Linked DNA regions of Homo sapiens: region 2 is linked to region 1. Evidence: chromatin contacts called from ENCODE Hi-C or POLR2A ChIA-PET data. All regions are on one chromosome and are shown on one strand. Each heading gives the region's core, a stretch centred on a gene start or an enhancer-like site at or near the end of the contact. The rest is flanking DNA. Distances are from core to core; before and after follow the strand shown. Region 1 overlaps PTEN (phosphatase and tensin homolog). Region 2 overlaps LOC101929727 (a long non-coding RNA gene).

Region 1 (4,078 bases), core at 1,039-3,538:
TGAAACTCCATCTCAAAAAAAAAGAAAAAAAAAACAACAACTATCTTCATTTAAAATATTAAATGTGAATATTTAAAGTGAGACTAAGGTGCAACATTTTTAGATAGTAATGAAGAAAAGGACTAACTTTGTAGTGTTGCTGCCTTGTTAAACATACTAGATAGCATATTGCCAATCTTTAAACATTCTCAATGATAGGATTTATTTACTTTTTCTGATTTTTAGCTTTTCTTTTGAAAGAAAATAAGAGGAAGTTTCATTTACTGCAAAATTTTAAATGCTGCTTTGATGTATCAGTAGAGATATAATTTTCCTTTATCCAGAATCCAAGTAGCTGGAAAAAAAAATCAAAATATGCTGAACTTTTTTTTTTTTAGCCAGAAACCCATTTCCTATCGTCTGTACAAATAAAAGTTAAATATATCTCAATAACTTAGAAAAATTATTTTTTGATAATCCAGGAAGTATTAGCAACTGTTTTAAAATTAAGATAACTAGTAAGTTTTATTTAGCTTTCAAAAATAGGCATCTACATCATCATCTCTGCATACCTTTAGGAATTTCCTAATTCTTATTTCCCTTCATCTGTACTTTAACACATGCAAAATTGAAGGTTAGATTAAATATTTATGATTTATTTGTTTATCCTTGACTACATAAATTTCCATTTTATTGATTTTCCCTGCCTTATTTAAGAATATGCTATGATTAAAACACAAAAAATTTTAGTATAACCCATATATATATAGAATTCACCTTTTTGTTATTTAAATATTATTGGCTTATTTTCTTCTAAGTAAAATACAATTACTGGCTAAAATAATTGAAATAAGCAAAAAAAAAATTTTAAAGACCTTGTATACAAGATTACTTTGCCAGGTACTGTTAAAAGATGCAATGACATTTAAGACGTAACATCCTTAAGGATCTTATTTTCTGGGGGATAAAAAACTTTAAGATAAATTAGAATAAAAGATTTAAATGGCATTTTAAGGTACCAGGTACCAGATAAGATGTCACAAGGCTGTATATCATTAATTGCCAAATGATTTATACAGGCCAGATTTCTTTGTTGGTCAATAGAGGTTTAAAGTGATGAACTTCTGTTGTGTTTTTTTATTAAGAAGGTATTATCTTATTAGTAAGAAGTGATTTTTTTTAAGAACAAGCATTTTATAACATCAAAAGAAATCAGTAGTACTCTTTCCTACCCCCTCATATTTATTCTGAAAGTATTCAAGCATTATATTGTCATGTAAGAAACTGGAGCTTCTCATGTTTGTATTGCTGTAGAAGTAAACATGTATTTGCCATGCGTCATCAGGGAAGTTGCACTCACCGTCCAAGAACTTTTGTTAAAGTAAATCTTGGAATAGGTAGCTCATTTGAAATGTAGAAAAAATTAAATCCATATCTGAATTTTGTTTATATGTATGTACACGTAAACTAAAAACGTATTTAAAGCTAGTATTAGATGAGAAAAGAGGTTTTTTTACTTAAAATTTTAAGGCAAAAGTAGTTTATCTTAGATCTTGTGAGATTGTATTTTTGGTTTAAAATTTGAGAATTTGAGTGAAGAAAAATCATGTGAATGAAAATGCAACAGATAACTCAGATTGCCTTATAATAGTCTTTGTGTTTACCTTTATTCAGAATATCAAATGATAGTTTATTTTGTTGACTTTTTGCAAATGTTTAACATAGGTGACAGATTTTCTTTTTTAAAAAAATAAAACATCATTAATTAAATATGTCATTTCATTTCTTTTTCTTTTCTTTTTTTTTTTTTTTAGGACAAAATGTTTCACTTTTGGGTAAATACATTCTTCATACCAGGACCAGAGGAAACCTCAGAAAAAGTAGAAAATGGAAGTCTATGTGATCAAGAAATCGATAGCATTTGCAGTATAGAGCGTGCAGATAATGACAAGGAATATCTAGTACTTACTTTAACAAAAAATGATCTTGACAAAGCAAATAAAGACAAAGCCAACCGATACTTTTCTCCAAATTTTAAGGTCAGTTAAATTAAACATTTTGTGGGGGTTGTTGACTTGTATGTATGTGATGTGTGTTTAATTCTAGGAGTACAGCTGATGAAGAACTTGCTTGACAAGTTTTTAACTTATGTATTATTTCGAAGCAGTGTTTACGTAGCAGTAACATGAAAGTTTCTAATAAAATACCCAATGTACACAGCGTCAAAAAAGCTGCATTTTTCCTTTTCCTAATTCTTCGTTGTTTGCTGAAATCTGGGGCAAAGGTGCGGGAGGGGGCTAAATGACTGGGATATGAAGTAGGAATGGGAGAGGAAAGAAATAGATGGGAACTCAGTCATTTGGGAATGATTCATATGGAATGTTTTTACTGCTTCCACTCCTGTCTGCCTTCCAATTTATTCTCAATCCCTCAGAGTGATCTTAAAAATAGACTTGATTGTGTCACTTCTGTTTACACTTTATAAGGACCTTGTGTTTTTTTTTTTACCATGACCTACAAGGCCCAGCATAATTTAGCACAGGGCTACCTCCTACATCAGCACTAGTCACCTTCTCTCCTTGTTTCTTGAGATTCAGTCATACTGGTCTTTCTTCAGTTCTTCAAAATGCTAAGCTTCTGCCTCTTCTAGTCTTTCCAGTTATTTTCCTTCTCCCTGTACCTTTTCATCTCAGCCTTTTCCCCTGACCTTCCATAGCTATCTTCATATTTCCAGCCTTAGCTTCAATCTCATATTCTCTGAAGTCCTTTGATTGTCCTCCCGTTATTCTTTTTTTAAAAATCCTATTTCCTTATATTGTATCTTAGAATTATTTGGTTTGTTTCATTTTTGCCTATGTGTGATATATGTATTTCTACATAGGTATATATATCTACTTATAGACAAGAATTCTTCAGATTAAAAAAATCTGATTTGTAAACATTCCCAAGTGGTTGTTTACCATTTTTTTCTTCCCCCTTCCTATTTCTTATTCTACCTGATTTTCCCCTGTTCATTCACCACACTCGTTTCTTTCTCTTTTTTACTCTCTCTTAATTTTTCATTCAATTTTTATAACATGTAATAAATCTAACTGTAGCGTCTGAGTATTAAGAATATTGCTAGTAATACTTCACCTGTAATCCCAGCACTTTGGGAGGCTAAGGCAGGCGGATCACTTGAGGCCCAGGAGTTTAAGACCAGCCGGCCAATATGGCGAAACCCTATCTGCACTACAAATACAAAAATTAGCTGGGCATGGTGTCGCACACCTGTAATCCCAGCTACTTGGGAGGCTGAGGCACAAGAATTGCTTGAGCCTGTGAGATGGAGGTTGCAGTGAGCCGAGATCACACCAGTGCACGTGCACTTCAGCCTGGGCAACAGAGCAAGACTCTGTCTTAAAAAAAAAAAAAAAAAAAAAATATATACACACACACACACACACACACACACACACACACACTATTACTACCAATATACATACATATATGTATGTATGTATGTATGTATATTGGTAGTAATAGTAATACTTGGGCCCCTGCACGTTTTAAGTGAAAATAGATCTAATATTAAATGTCTTTAGCCCTTAAATTTTTTTTAAGTGTTCAGAAGTTTCCCTTTAAAAAAATTTTTAATATATAATAATTGTACATATTTATGGGATACAGAGTGATATTTTCATGTATGCAGTGTGTGATGATCAAATCAGGATAATTAGCATATGGATCACCTCAAACATTTGTCATTTCTTTGTGTTAGGAACATTCAAAATTCTGTCTTCTAGCTATTTGAAAATATACAGTAAATTATTGTTGACTAGTTACAGTTCTATAGAACACTATAATTTATTCCTCCTGTGTGTAATTTTTTATCTTTTAACCAACATCTCCCTATCCTCCCCTCCCACTCCCTTTCCCGGCCTCTAATAACCACACTCTTATGAGCTCAACTTTTTTAGCTTCCATATATGAGTGAGAACATACGGTATTTATCTTTCTGTACCTGACTTATTTTACTTAACATCATGTCCTCCGGGCTAGACATTCTCTTTAGAATCCACAGGTTTCCTTTCTTTTCTCTAAATCTGCATTTTGCTCA
Region 2 (3,728 bases), core at 977-3,476, 200 kb after region 1:
TTGTAAGATTTTATAGTTTGCAATGCACTTTAAAATAGCTTTATTGAGATATAATTCATATATCATAAAATTCACCCTTTTAAAGTGTTATTTGTACCTATTTTACAACCTATTTTATAAAGCTTGGCTGTCTATAGTAGAAGGGAAGAGGCAAGTTAGAGGGGTTTGGAGAGAACAAGAGATAGATATAGGCAGGCAAGGGCAAAAGAATAAAAGACAAGACAAAAAATATTAAATGAAGCACAGAGAAGTACTAAGAAAGCTCAGGCAGTAATCTGGAAATATTTAGTTTAGTGGAAACCTCTTTCCAACATGCTTCAAAATATCCCAAGAAGATGAGTGTATACAACCCAGTATAATAATGGATGTTCATGATGGTGCCCTTCTAGCTAATTCTAGTTGTTACATTCCCTAGTACTTTTCCATAGATCATCTAGAACCTTGTTACTCAAAATATGGTTGCTCAGAACAGCAGCATCAGCATCATTCATGATGGTCAGTTGTCAAGGAAAGGATAAGTTATACTCCACCTACTCGGCTTAAAAAGCCAAGGAAGTCTGTGACCCATTAAGACATTTTCATTACAAAGGTAATGGTGATATTTTGTCAAGTGTTGGGTGCTTTAAAAAGTAAGTCCTCAACTCTCTCCACAATGAGTCAGTTCATGGGGATTCCAGAAAGTTGATGTTTTATGGTATGGGCTGAGATATGTGACCAGAGGTCAGCCACATGCACACAGCTCTGCTGACTCAAGGGTGGAGGTCCTCACCAAGCACTGCCATGTGCATGAGTGAGGGCATCTGGGCTTTCAAGGCACATCTTTCTCCCAGGGACAACACCCTTCCTTCTTTTTTTGGACCCTGCTGTCTCCTGAGATCCTCCTGAGCATAATTTAACCCTTGCTGGGTGAGAATCAGAATGGTCCAGCAAGCGCTGGATTTTCTGTCAGAGTTTCCTTCGGTTTAAAAATCTGAAACTTGTTTGTCCCTCTGACTCTTCCCAGCTGCAACGAGGTACAAACACAAGGAGATGCAACTCAGAATGCCACTGTGCAGAGCTCTCTTAGTTTTGATTACACAACACATTTTCTAGTTTCTCTGAGGGTCTATGCCCTGGCCATATTAGGCAAGTCACTTTCTGAGCTTTAGTTTTCTAAGTTTCCTCATCTGTGACATGGAGTTGCAGCATCTGCTCTGGGCACCTCACAGGGTTAGTGTGAGGTCTATTAAAATTTTTAAAAGATAAATAAAATGTAGAGAGTGCTTACTATTTCTTCAGGCACCATGTGAAAGGCTTTGCATCTATTTCATTATAATACTTGGAAGTCAGTATTTTTATTATCCTCATTTCACAGATGAGAAAACTTCAGCTCATAGAGGTGACTGGTCCAGGATCACCATGGCTAAGAATTGGTAAAGACTGAGTTTAAATACAAGCCCTTCCATTTTAGAAATTAAATGAGATAATGCTTATAAAAGTGCATTGTAAAGGTCTATATCTATAAAGGCCTATAGAAATATATGAGATTAATACTGTTTCTAGAATTATTTTACAGAACTAAATTAGAGTCCACCTTCTACCTTCATCTTCCTAGCTTAGCCTTCCTGGTCAGCCCCCTTTCCAGGCCACAGTGAACTTCATGACCTCCGAGTCTCTTGTGCTGCTTTTCCTGACAATGCTGGGCCATAGGCATCTCTGGCTACAGGATCTTAGAGATCATGTTGGACTTGAATCTTTGACATTACTGATATTGATATATCACTGGTCTTGGCCTGACCCCACACTGGGGAGAAATGCTTCTTCCTAAAACTTTGGTAAGGAAGCATCCCAAATGTTTGCTTTTTCATTTCCTATCACGGGAAAATGCAGCCTCATTGTTTCTAGGATCAAAATAACTGGATTATACCTCCCAAAGATTCCCAAAGGCTGCTATTTCTTTTTTGAGTAAGAACTTCCACTCGCAATGACCATCTCAGATTGAAAACTGCTGCCCAGCATGGAACATGCTGCCCTGGGCCTAATCTCTGACACTCCAGTGGTAGGAAGTACCATGCTGATGGGGTATTCTCAGGAATACTTGAAAAGTTCCAGGATTTGTGAATATTTATTTCATTTCTAGACTGGCCCTTTAATGCAAAATGTCCATTTCCTTTGGTGTACTTGTTCTACACAAGAAAAAAAAATCCTCAGCCTCAGGTTTCTTCCTGGCTACTTCCTGTTTCTTTCCAATGGTCAAATCTAGTCATCCTTGCTCTGGTGTATGACTCAGTCTAAGAGTATCTCTGTGTTATCCAAGTTTATCCAGCTTATAAACATAAATTACTTCTTTTTCAATTACATTTTACAGACAGTATCCCAAACTTTTAGTATGGTTTTCTATTTAGGCTCAGAGCCAAAGTGTTTGCAGTCAATCTTTGTGCTTTTGATTCTTTTTTTAGTCGTTTTTGACTTCTATCCATTAAAACCTCTTATTATACCATTTTTTTACCAGCCATCATCCTCATAAGTCTCTGACACAAAAGAATCTTTCTGCCTGCCACAGCCAATTCCTGTTGCAACACCGTCTTGAAAGGACTCCATCAGCTCTACACCCTCACCATTTCCCTTCAAATCCCACCTGCTCCAAGTGTTTTCTTCTTGCTTAGACTTGATACATTTGCTTCTCAGATAAAGGATGGTGGTGAGCACACAGCTGGAACCAAGGAAGAAAACAGGGCCTTCGGGATGATAGCATTACTTTTCTCTAATCAATAATTCATTTTTAACTAGAATGTTTGTAGAAATTGAGACTTGGCCTTAAGTAGTTTTTCACAAGCAAAAGAAAATGAGAGAAGTCTAAAACAAAATACAGTTTGGGACATGGACCAAACAAAATGAAAACATCTTGCAGAGCGATAAAGACTGTGTAAACTTATTTATGATTCAATAGAATTGCTTTTGCAAAAAGCAAGGGCATGGCTCATGTTTTGTTTTGAAATGTATCTGTATTACATAAACACAGTAATTATGGCCTTTGACTTGTCCTTGTATGAATGGAAGTACCCTAAAATCTTACATAATTTGAATCCTGCAGTTTATGGAAGGCAAAGGCAATAAGGCACTTTATCACAGCAAATAAAATGCCTCACAAAGGAGACTATTGCCTATTCACATGTGGACAGGTCTCATCTTCCTATGGAGAAATTTACCAGGATCAGGAATTTCAGGAATGACTAACTGGCTTCTAACGTCCTGAGTGTCCATAAATGAGAATAATGCACTCTCCCCCACCCCTCAAATTCATCTTTTCTTCCCTGCCAGCCTACTTCCTGCTTTTTCTGCTCTCTTTCCCATGTCCTTACTTTATTCTTTTCATGCTCACAGGGGCTCATGTTTACTTGCTAAGCTTCGGCCTTTTCCACATTCCTCCTTTGATAGGCGAACATCCCAGCAGCTCCCCTGGGTCATTCCCAGGTGAGTCCACCAGACTTCCACAGCTTCACCCCGTGCCCTGTGTCATCATGACTAAAGCTGATCTGATCTCAGAAGTCTGAGAGCCCCAAGGTCTGAGGAACTTGCTTTAAGTTCCTCCTGCTCAAACCCATCTCAGCTGGATTCCCAGACCTCCCCTGGCCATCTTGGCTGTGGAGGTTTATTCCCTTTATGTATCCCTAACACACACACACACACACACAGTCACTCACTATATTATTACATATTATATCATTATATATAGTAATATTATTACT

Evidence for each region. Hi-C counts contacts between places; a loop is a spot of excess contacts on that map. ChIA-PET counts read pairs that join two places held with the same protein, here RNA polymerase II (POLR2A). Pooled maps may share reads with other maps.
Region 2: a map of PC-9 shows a loop between it and region 1 (2.9-fold over the local background). The contact joins two enhancer-like sites. A Hi-C loop is called at or near these places in 4 of 168 maps with a recorded cell type or tissue (IMR-90, PC-9, aorta and 1 more) and 3 of 50 pooled maps. POLR2A ChIA-PET finds 5 or more read pairs at or near these places in 1 of 52 experiments (activated T-cell).

The regions. Positions count from the first base shown.
Region 1 is chr10:87,959,101-87,963,178 of GRCh38, forward strand. PTEN (phosphatase and tensin homolog) reads left to right here. Exons shown (of 9, transcript NM_000314.8): 8 at 1,794-2,018. Among named protein-coding and RNA genes, the nearest start is that of PTEN, 98 kb to the left of the region's middle. Within about 2 kb of position 2,289, at least 3 of the 41 ENCODE cell types and tissues checked have a DNase peak (open chromatin) inside an H3K27ac peak, as active enhancers do; they include PC-9 and ascending aorta, where a contact is called at or near this core.
Region 2 is chr10:88,155,830-88,159,557 of GRCh38, forward strand. All of the region lies in intron 1 of LOC101929727 (a long non-coding RNA gene), which reads left to right. Among named protein-coding and RNA genes, the nearest start is that of PTEN, 290 kb to the left of the region's middle. Within about 2 kb of position 2,227, at least 8 of the 41 ENCODE cell types and tissues checked have a DNase peak (open chromatin) inside an H3K27ac peak, as active enhancers do; they include PC-9 and ascending aorta, where a contact is called at or near this core.